2 separate regions of the Mus musculus genome follow, and region 2 is linked to region 1. The links are chromatin loops, found by intact Hi-C in ENCODE. Cell type or tissue: heart. All regions are shown on one strand. Each heading gives the region's core, and the rest is flanking DNA. Links, peaks and the distances in the headings are about the cores only. Region 1 overlaps Tinagl1 (tubulointerstitial nephritis antigen-like 1). Region 2 holds the start of Ptp4a2 (protein tyrosine phosphatase 4a2).

The links. A loop is a pair of places that touch in the nucleus more often than their neighbours do. Peaks named below come from ENCODE experiments on the same cell type or tissue, not always from the same donor. Only the 100,000 strongest peaks of a DNase experiment are listed, where the experiment ranks them.
Region 2: it touches region 1 in a loop (1.8-fold over the local background); 2 of 42 quality-filtered maps call a loop at or near these places.

The regions. Positions count from the first base shown.
Region 1 is chr4:130,165,977-130,171,345 of GRCm38, forward strand. Tinagl1 (tubulointerstitial nephritis antigen-like 1) reads right to left here. Exons shown (of 12, transcript NM_001168333.1): 4 at 3,335-3,427; 5 at 3,043-3,157; 6 at 1,954-2,077; 7 at 1,722-1,872; 8 at 1,429-1,618; 9 at 1,280-1,325; 10 at 926-1,049; 11 at 327-372; 12 at 1-229. The coding sequence ends at 89. Among named protein-coding and RNA genes, the nearest start is that of Gm52490, 4.7 kb to the right of the region's middle. In heart, for the core only: a CTCF peak has its summit at 3,155 (motif pointing left); DNase peaks (open chromatin) are centred at 845, 1,505, 2,465, 4,605 and 2 weaker places; H3K4me3 peaks cover 1,632 bases; H3K27ac peaks cover 4,688 bases.
Region 2 is chr4:129,817,917-129,823,285 of GRCm38, forward strand. Ptp4a2 (protein tyrosine phosphatase 4a2) reads left to right here and starts at 2,563. Exons shown (of 6, transcript NM_008974.4): 1 at 2,563-2,685. In heart, for the core only: CTCF peaks have their summits at 2,202 and 2,832; DNase peaks (open chromatin) are centred at 1,055, 2,125, 2,785 and 4,595; H3K4me3 peaks cover 4,355 bases; H3K27ac peaks cover 3,786 bases.

The DNA of each region.
Region 1 (5,369 bases), core at 320-5,319:
GTCCCGAAGTGCACACAAGGCTTCATCGGGCATGGCCCCCAAGGCCTCTTCTGTGGCTGTGGATCCCACCTCGCCTAGTGGCTGAGACTCAGTGGTGCCCCATGTCCTCCATTCCCACGCGACCCCAGACGCCCAGCACGAAGGTCTCGATGTCGCACTCGTTGGTGCCACGCACGATCCGGAAGTGGCCCCTTTCACCCCACCATGGGCCCCACGAGTTGGCAGCAGTCTGGGAGTGAAAAGGGGAGAGACATGAGGCAAAAGACAGATGATGGAGGGCTCAGAAGGGCAGGAACTTGGGACTCAGCCTCGCACCAGAGACTCACCCAGTACTTAATGGTCCTTCCGTCTGGCAGCGTCTCTTCTCCCCACCTAGCGGCAAAGCAAGAGGGAGAGGGGGCACTGCTTGCACCGGGTCTCAACATCTGGATCGCAGCACCCCCAAGCTACCCCTGTGACTTCTGAAATCTGAGCGTAGCCAGGGACCTGATGAGTGTTCACCCCTCTCTGCATAGCCTGTCACTCAGTGGTTGGCCAGAGTTGGGACAAGTTTGTGTTTTGAGACAAGGTTTCACATAGTCCAAACTACTCGTGAAGTTGAAGGCAAAGGTGACCTTTTAGCTCCGAATCCTTCTGCCCACATCTCAGTGCTGAGGTCCCGGATGCGCTCCCCCAACCCCACCCCATTAGCTCTTGAATTCTCAAATTCAAGGGGGCAGTTTCACTGTTCCCAGACACCCTTCAAAGCTCCTCACGGTCCCCGCACCCCTGCAAGCAGCCCCTCCTCTCTGTGTCTGTTTCCTTTTTGGCAATGGGAGGAGGGAGGAGCAGCCTCAGTTTGGCAGAGAACACAAAGAATTTCAGAGAATTCCCAGAGTAAATGCCACTGCTCCTAGTCCCATGTGCCCTCAGGAACCTCACTCACCCAGTGATCTTGACTGAGTGAGTCCCATGTCTGCGGTACTGCTCCGGCCTCCCCTGGCTTACAGGTGTGTGGCTGTAGATGCCACGCTGGTACAAGAAGAAGTCCTCGTGTACTTCCATGAGTGCTGTGGGCAGAGACAAAGACAGGGCTTGGCCTGCTATTCTGAGCATCCAGACACCAGAGCCTCATATTAGACATTGATTTAAGTAGGAGCTTCCTGCAAAGAAAGGGTAACGGACCCTCCACTCCTCTTACAACTGCATCTGGTACCTAAAGTTGGAGAGATTTCTTAGGCCCTGCGCCCAGCCTCCAGCAAGAAGTTTCTGGAACCAGAGAAAGCCTGGGGATGGTTACCTTGAACAGGGCCGTTTTCCATTAGCTCCTTCATGATCTCCTTCTCCTGGGGGGGGGGGGGTGGGGGTGGAGAAAGGTCCATCAGTGTAAGATTTAGCGGACCAAACCCCCAACTCTTGCTTCTCCGCCCTTCCCATGTTTAGACTTACATCAGAGCCCAGGCGGTAGGCAGGCGTGACCTGGTAGATGTCGTTGGAATCAACCTGACCATTGGGGCAGCGGGAAGTGGCTTGGCGCTTGCCCCGCCCCATGGCGCGGCTGTGCATCATACAACGAGGAGTGGGGCTGGCCTCGTTCTGCTCACGGCCGGAGAATGGGTAACAGTTGTCAGACACCACCCTAGAGAAAGAAGCAAGAGCCATAGCGCTATGGCACCACAAAGCCTAGGTTCTAAAGGGTGCTATATCCTCTTCCAGCCCACAACCCCTGTGCGCGTGCGTACCCGCGGCGCCGCAGGAACCACCAAGCGCCATCAAGACGCCCACCTCGGCAGCCCTGCTGGTGGTGGGTATCACAGGACAGCAGGTTTTGCGGTGATAGGATGGGTGTCATGTGTCCCAAAGAATGGATAGAGACGCGATCAGATGCGACAGCTAGTGGGGAAGGCAGAAAGAGCTGTCAGAAGCCAGGCCGTGGCCCTCCTCTCTAGTGCCAGCTCCTGCCCCTGGACACACCTGCTGTGGAGAAAGCCCAGGAACCTGCACAATTGCCCTGGTCCAATGGCTCGTGGATCAGGTTGGGCCACTTCTCTGAAGCTTCAAAGGCAGTGGGTAGCACTTCCCCTTGGCCCAGCACCGTCTGTAAAAAAAAAAAAAAAAAAAAAAAAAAAAAAAAAAAGTGATTCCACTTGCTTTCTAGCATGGTCCTGTCATCCCATGAACCCACGCTTTGGAGGCACAATGAGAATCCAGAGCCTCCGGCATTGGGATCCGGTGTTGCCCTGCTTCTGGGGGTGGGGTGGGGTAGTGGCATTCCCGTTACTTGAGTGGAATAATCAGCCCTGTTCAGGGACCCGCAAAGATTACACGTGGGTAATGAGGCACGGCAGCCAGGGCCACCCGCTTCCCACTCTCTTCTCCTGCCACTTTTCTCTGTACCTTCTGATCAGCCACACCCTCCTTCCTGCCGTGGCAGTGGCCTCCAAGCCCCAAAGGACAGGGGCGGGAAGAAACAGTAAGGTCCCGTGACCAGGCAGGCCGCCAAGACAAACAGCAGAAAATAGCAAAGCAGCCCCAGGGAGAAAGGCAGGGCCAGGGGCTGGTCACCCTGGCCTTGAGCAGAAGTCCCCTGGCCTCTCCCTGTCTGCTTTGATGGACAGCAGAGCCCTGCCCAGGCTGCATGGGAGTCTTTACCTGCCCCCACTCTCCCTAAGACTGGCAGGGTCTGGTGGAAAAACAGAAGCCCCCTCCTCCCTAGGGGATTCACTGAGTCAGCAGTTTTTCCGAGAATTGTTGCTTTCTGGCCAGAGCTGTCTGTCCCTCTTTTCCTAAAATACCAAGGTGACCCCCTCGGCCCCTTGGGTCTTGACCCAGCTGTACTGGACCCAACAGCATTTTTTCCCAGGCTGAGGAGGCAGGAGGGGCTGCTTCAAGCACCAGAAGGTTTGGAAGCACAGTCCCATCAGAGAAGGCAATGATATGCCCAAGGCCACACAGCCTCATCCTGGAGGACAGGCTCTTGGCAGGACAAGAAGAGGCTCATCGTTCCCACGTGCTAAGTCATTGGGAGATAGATGGTAGGGATGTGGGCGAGCACGGACTTACATAAATCTCATTCATATTCATGACAGTGGAGGATGGGCGGATTGTGCCCAGGCGGTAGCGAATGCCCTCATCCAGGGTCATGCCCCAGAAGGCACTGTGGTTCCCAGCCTGCCACCTGGAGGAGAGAAGGGAAAGTCAAACCTGTCAAGGCTAGAGGTCCTGGAGCCGTGACAGCTACAAGGGACAGAAGTCAGTTCTAACATGTGTGCGTAGCATAATAGCCATGTGTGATGATCATGTGTGTGCACAGGTATGCACCCTCCTGTGCCCACTGATACCCAGGGCCTCTCACCCGTAGTTGCCTCGGTTGATGGCTTTAATCATGTCTGGGTCCACTAGACACGGCTCCTGGTCGCACTCCCAATGCCCTCCCTCATGGCAGGTGCTAGAATGGAAAAAGAAAAGAAATAAAGAAATTGTGGCTAAGGGGCTGGGGGCTGTAGAGCCCCAGAGATCCATGTGGGCCTGGGATTCTGAGCCAGTCACTGGAGTGGAACCCCTGAATGGTCCCACCCAGCCTGGTGGCTTTGAAAGGCAAGTCCACAATTCTTAAGTTTATCTCTGCTGCCCAGGATCTCGTAGTTCCTCAACATCACCATTGTGGGGGTGTAGCAACAGGTTCTGCTTAATGTGGGTCCAAGTTCTAGATCATGTTACTTCCTGCAGCTCAGACTCAAAGCCTGGAGTCACCTTTGACCCCTCACGCGTTGATCCAGTGCACTCCGGATCCAGACCGTGCCTCATTCTCTCTCGGCCACCTCTGCCCAGCCACCTTTCACCTGATGGCTGCTACAGTCTCCCTGGCCCGCCCTCCACCCTGCGCCACCCCACGTGGCCGCAGCCATCCTGTTAAGGCTAAGACACGTCGCGCCTCTGCTCCAACCCTCCACTCACACCACAGAAAAAGAGCCAGAGTCCTTCACGGCAACAAGCGCTGTGACCTGTTCTCCCGTCGCCACCCCCACCCCCACCTTGCCTTTTTTTCTTACAGTATATCTCACGTATCGAAAGCTGGCCTTGAACTCTCTATTTTGCCCCAAGACGGTCCTTGAACTTCTGATCCTCCTGCCTCTGCACCGCCAAGTCAGGTTTTAGGTGGTGCTGAGGATCAAACCTAGGGCTTCTAACCTACTTGGCTGGCACTCTACTGAGCTACATCCTCAGCCCACTTAGCCCCTGGGGGTCGGGGGGGGGACCTGTAAATGATGATCATCCAGTAAATATTGTTTTTCGTTGTCTTTGGGACTGAACCCTATGGCGGTTAAGCAGATGTTCCTCCCTGGGCCACGGTCCCTTCTGTCTGTCTTTTGAGACAGGGTGTCACTAAGTTATGCAGGCTGGCTTGGAAATGACTCTGGAGTTCCAACTACCTTTGGCCTCAGCATCCTCCTGCCTCAGCATCCAGCATAGCTGGGATTATGAACCTGCATCCTAGTTTATAGCTATTGAGTACATGAAAGATTGAGACAGTACTGCCAAGCAGCTAAGACCATGGACTGGTCCTGCTGGACTGTTTTGTGGCCTCGAGGAGGTTATTTTTAGAGCCCCACACCCTCTGTCTATGTTCTCATCAGCAAAGCGAGGACAATGCCTAGTACCACTTTCCAGGGATTCCGTGGCAAGCCTCTGAAGGGCTTGGCCCATTGTGGGTGCTTTCGGCTTTCATTGTTCACATATCAGGAGCCCTGGGTCCCCCTCCTTCTTTTATAGCTCATGTTCAGCTGACCATACCTCCAGATGTGTAATGGTGCCCGGCGGTGGTGGCGCATGCCTTTAATCCCAGCACTCGGGAGGCAGAGGCAGGCGGATTTCTGAGTTCGAGGCCAGCCTGGTCTACAGAGTGAGTTCCAGGACAGCCAGGGCTATAAAGAGAAACCCTGTCTCAAAAAAAAAAAAAAAAAACTAACAAACAAGCAAACAAACAAACAAAAAAGATGTGTAATGGCATTTCAGATTAAAGCCATCCAGCCTTCCCCTGGTCTGCTCCTCCCACTGTCCTCATCTTAGAGGTCAGGTGCTGGAGTCTACCGTGAACCTGACATGTGCCCTGTCAGTGCGTGCCAAAGATACATATCATGAACCTATCTATCTTCATGCCCCTCCTCCTCTGATGCCAAACCAGGTCAGCTCACTCAGCATCCCTGTCCCAGATGCTCTGAGGCCAGGCCGATCCATGAGTGATTTCAGTTAGACTTGAGGTCTTGAATGAACTTCCCTTAGATACTCAGAAACTGGAACATGGCTGAACCTTCTCCGGTCTCTGATGTTTGAGGGTCCCACCAAAAAGAACTCACCTATGTCCCACTTTCCCCTCAGTGGTACCCCTT
Region 2 (5,369 bases), core at 110-5,109, 350 kb before region 1:
TGGTGGGGAGGAAGTAAAACTGCCTTGTAACCTTCTCTGGAAAAACTAGGTTTGAGAGGCTTGTATACCTCTTCACTGGCCTACGGGTAAGGCGCAGTGATGGTGACCCTGTGGTCTCGTATAGGTGGGCGCCCGAGGTCTCGGTAGGCTTTCCAGCGCACTCTGCGGGACACCAATTAGTGACGGAAGTCAGAGACTAACACGATTATCTGGGCCCCAGAGGCAGACAAACCCGGGCCAAGTTCTGCCTCTGACGTTTCATTTCTCTAAGCCTCTATTCTCTTTTAAAATGAGTTAATAATACCTTCTTCACAGGGTTATTTAGAAACATAAGTCTGGTAATTTATTTAAAAGCACCTTGCCCAGAGCTTGGAATAGAGTAGGTGCTTTTAAAAATGGCCATTAGTGTAGGTGTTGCTGTTATCCTCATGTTATGTTACTTACTGATATTTTAGGGCCCGGCTGAGAGCCAGGCGGTGGGAAATTCATTCCTTCAGCTATCTACTCATTTGCCCTAGTAGACCGGTCCTGCAGAGGAGAATCATGAAAACAGGCATTTATAGCATGTTGTACATACTATGGTAGGATGTGCATAATAAGGTGTTTTGAAGCCATAAATGAAGCATCCATAACCAGGAAATGCAGCCAAAGTTCTGCTGGGTGGTTAGTTCTTCCTCTCCAGTCTGTCCTTGGAGAGACGCTGCCTGAAGAAAGGCTGGGAGAATAATGCAGGCAACCCTTGCGCAGCCTTCACACCCTCTGCCAGGGGCCTTGATTCTAATCTCTAGACTCTCTTGCTCCTCAAGGCCTTTTAACTCCCACACAGCAAGGCCACACAGACTTGCCCTAAAATACCCCATCCTCCTGAGTTCTGCGCTGTGGCTGTAGGAGGCTGAGTCATTAGATCTTTCTTTTTAAAACTAAGTTCTAAAGGGCAGCTTCTGGTGAGGAGCGATGCTCCAGGACTGCCTCGTGGGAAAGGGCTAATGACCACTGACCACTGCATTTCCTCACAGGGCAAGGGCAGGATGAACACACTGGGGAGCGATAGCTCCAGGGGCATTCTCATTTCCTTGTAAGTGTCAATCCTGGGTGGGCGAGGGTTCCGTGCGGGATAGTGAGTATACACTTTTCTGCCCACTCCCATCTTGGGGAAATCTAACCCACTTCTCAGGCCAGCCTCCAGAGCCTTTTCCTGTTCCACTTGGCAATAGCCCAAACCAGCCTCCCAACTCACCGGGTAACCACATTTTCCAAACAAGAAATCAAGATGCATGAACTGGCTTATAACTTCTGGCCAGGTTTCAAAAGCAAAAGGCAAACAAAAACAAAACAAAACAACACAACACAAAAAACCTCCTTCCATTAGAGAATCTCTAAGATAATCTTCAAAACTGTTAAAATCCAACTCAAACTTTTTTTTTTTTTTGAGGCTCCCAAGAGTTGAATTTAGGGCCTCACATGCAAGGCAAGCTTTTCCCAGAGTTCTATTCCCAGTTCCAATTCTAGAGGTGCTTTCTTTCTGTAGACCAGGCTGGCCTTGAACTGGGTTTAAAGGCATAGGCCACCACCGCCAGACTTTTTTTTTTAATCACGCCCATTCTTCATACTTTATTTAAGTATTGAAGAGTATCTGTGCTGTGAAGACAGTATTCCGCTTAATAGTTGAGAATACCTAGGAAAAAACTTTTTCCTTAATTCTGCATTTCCGTATCTAAAGAGTCTGTGTGTTGCTTGCCCGATAGAGGTCTGGGGAGCAGGGCAGAGAGACTTCGCAGAGATGTTCGAGGCCTCCAGGAAGGACAGCCAAGTATAAGGTACTCGGTTCCCCACTTCTGAGCTGGAAATCCCCGAGCTCAGGCCCCGGTTGCCGCCCAGTCCCAGTCCCAGACCCAGCGGGATCTGGCTCGAGGCGCCTCCCGGGATCCGGAATCCGCCCGCGACCTTGCGGGTCACTGGGTGGCCAGAGGCGCTAACTTAGACCCAGGTGCGGATGGGCGAGTCGCAGAGTGGGCGGGCGCTTCCCTCAGCCACGTTCGTCACCCCGCTACCCCCACCCCGCGCCGGTCACATGTATACGCCTTCCGTCGCCCCCAGTGCCGAGCGCAGCAAGCCACGCGGAGGCGGAGCGCGGGAGGCGCCCAGGGCAGTGGGTCAAAGCTCTGTAGGCAGAGTGGGTGGGGCCAACCGCCGCGAGCCGCCGGCAGCCAATCATCGGTTCCGAGGGCGTGGCTGCGCCGCGCGCGCCGCGCCCCGCAGCGCCCCCTGAGGGGCGGCGGCGGGAGCTGGTCCGGCTGCGCGCGCAGCGGTGGTGGCGGCGGCGCGATCGGCCGGGCTGTAACCGTCGTTCGTCCGGGAGCGGCTGGAGCGGCAGCAGCGGCCGGGCACGGCGCGAGGCGACGCCAGCGGGCAGCGGCGGTAGCGGGGGCAGCGGCGGCAGCGGGGGGGGAACACAGCGGCGGTCGCGGCAGCAACAGTAGCAGCAGCAAGACGGACTCGTGGACACGCGCCGCCGCCGCCGCCGCCGGGCCGGGCCGGGTGTCGCGCGCCGAGGCTGGGGGGGAGTCGTCGCCGCCGCCGCCGCCGCTCCCGCCGCCGCCGCCGCCGCCGAGGTGACTGAGGAGAGAGGCGCCTCCTCGCTCCCGCCTCCGCCGGCCTTCAATGCCCAGTCCCCAGCTTGCCAGCGTGAGTGCGCCCCTCCCGGGCGGCCCCGCGCGGCGCCCGGGCCTCGGGCAGGGGAGGGCGGGAGGCGCCGCTGCCATTAGAGCAGGCCCGAGACACGTCCCCGGAAGGAGGGCCGGGCCGGGCCAGGGGCGGGGAGCGCGGCTCGAGGTGGGGTGAGCGAGCGAGAGAGCGAGAGAGCGTAGAAGAATGCGGGAGAAGGTGCGTGTGCGGGCAGCATGTGTCCTTGTGGGGGCGAAGGTGTGGTGAGAGCGAGTGGGGACGAGGAGGAGCGTGGCGGACTAGGTGGTGTGCAGGGGTGCGCCTGCGTTTGTCCGGCGCGTGAGCACAGGCATCCTGGAGGCCCCTTGGTCTTTGTGTTGATAGGGAACCCTTCGCGTCCAGGGACTTAATTCACTCAAGCGTGGGATCCCTGAGTTGCAGTCAAGTAAGAGAAAAGGGTCTGAGTCTCCCGTGACGCTGATCTCTGGCGTTCTTTCCCCTTTTCGTAAAAATGTATTGTAAATTTATGAATTTCCAGAGATGTCTTTGCCATCCTCCCCACCCCCATTTCCCAGCGCTAACCATCCAAGCTTGACTCTTGTCCCGGAGTCTGAGTTTTAGCCGGTAAAGTATTCGGAAGCGTAAACTTTTTTTTTTTTGGCAAATGCTCAGTGTTGAGGTCAAGGCTATTTAATGAGGTAAGCCGCGGTATCTTTTATCTGTGACTCTCTCGTATCCTTCTGCAGAAAAGCGCCTAAGAAACGGTCATAAATATCGATAAAGTGCCATAGTTTAGTTTCTGCCCTTGGATTTGTCACGAAGTATAAAGTGACTAATCTAGCGTCATTGTAGGCATTCAGCAAATGTTTCAGTTTGGAGTCGCTATTGCTGGATTAGTATATGGTATTTACTTGCTTCCCCGCTCTGTGTTACTGAGCTGTTTCAGACAGGAAGTGAGAGAAGTTGAGCCTTGTTAGTGTGCAAGAGGAAACTAAGACTATAGAAGAACTCACATTATCAGAGCTTCGTTTTTTGATCCTGACACTCTTAGTTTTGGATCGGATGATCGGAAAGAATTGTTAATGGACTTTTTCTATGGGGGATGCAGAAGAAGTTCTTTTGTTTCATTTGTTTTATTGGACTTTTAGAAGTTCCAAATAGGTTCTTGATTTGGTATCATCTCAAATGCTTCATAACAGGTTGGCTTTGAACTCTGATCTTCCTGCCTCAAGTCTCTCCCAAGTGTTAAAGGTATAGGTATATAAGTAGGCTGAGTTGGGGATTTGAGATGAACTGTTGATAAAGATTTTCTGTTTAATGATGTAATCATAGAAGGTAATTGGAAATAAGTGAGTAAAACTGAGCCTGGTGGCAGAGGTCTGTGATCTCAGCTCCTCGGGCATCAGAGGCCAGAGGATGGAAGGTTTCAGGGGCAGTTTGTGAAACTTTGTGAGGCCTAAATCTCAAAATAGTAAAAAAAAAAAAAAAAAGGAGGGGGGGTGTTCAAAATAGTAAAAGGGATCTGAGGATAGCTCTGCCGTAGAGCACTGCCTCGTACAAAGAAGAACTCAGTTTAATTCCTAGTGACACTACTACAAAAAAATGTTGGGAATAAGGAAAGTTAAAAAAAAAGGTGGTTCTTTGTGATAGTGGGTATAGAATTACAACAAAATTCAATATGAAGTTATCTATCATAGTTCTTTTGAGGTCAGGTCTCATCCTGTAGCCTGGCCTGGAACTTAACTGCTGGCCTGACATTTGTGGTATTCTTGCTGCAGCTTTCCAGCTGCTAACATGGCAGGCATGACCCCACTAAGCTTGGGTAGAAATGAATGGTGTATTCTTAGTGTGTCCTCTCAGAAACTGGCATCCCCTGCTTGAGAGGCAGAATTGTCTTTTCCTGGGAGGTGGGAGTGATTAGTAATAAGTGCTGCTATGCTTCAGGTGCCTTTAATATTCATTTATCACGCCACGAAGGGGAGGTTAGCCTTGTTGGCATTTGTTTGGCAGGCTTTTTGAGATGCTTCTGTTTGTTTGCTAGGCACTGGGGGTTTGGTGATGTGCCCCCTGGACTTAGTGAGATAAGAGACGCATGGGCAGCAGGCACTTTGTTCAGTAGCTTGTCCCAGGTCACACAGATGATAAGAATTGGATTAAAAATGTTTAAGGTCATTTTTCCAGAATACCAAACCATTCTCTCAGTAGCATATCTGATTTTGAAATTTCTCATCCTTAGAATGACCTAGCAGTTTGCACACAGGAGAGCTGGGGAAGCCAATGGAGAGGACAAGTGCCTTTGAGGCAAGAGGATGGTTGGAGGAGATGCTGACTTGAGGCATGTGGGGTCCTAAGCTAGGCTTTCATGCGGGAGGAGGAGAGTGCCTTGAAACTGTCTTGGGGCCCCAGGGTGTGTGCTTCGAGACAGTTTTTATGAGGCACCTGGGATGTGTCTGGGAGGAAAGTCTGATTAAAGAAATGTAGCAGACTTTTATGCTTGGGAATTTTGTTTGTTATTGGGGGGGAATTTATTGGAGCAGAGGAGTCAACTGAAGTTACCACTTTTTTAAAAGTTTTTCTCTTGGGATGTGCAGATAATTAAGTCAAGAGATGGCAAATCACATGTAAGAAAATTCACTTGAAAGTACTTCGTTAATTCTAAGTTGAACTTCAGATGCAAAAGTATTACTAAGACAACATGTTACATT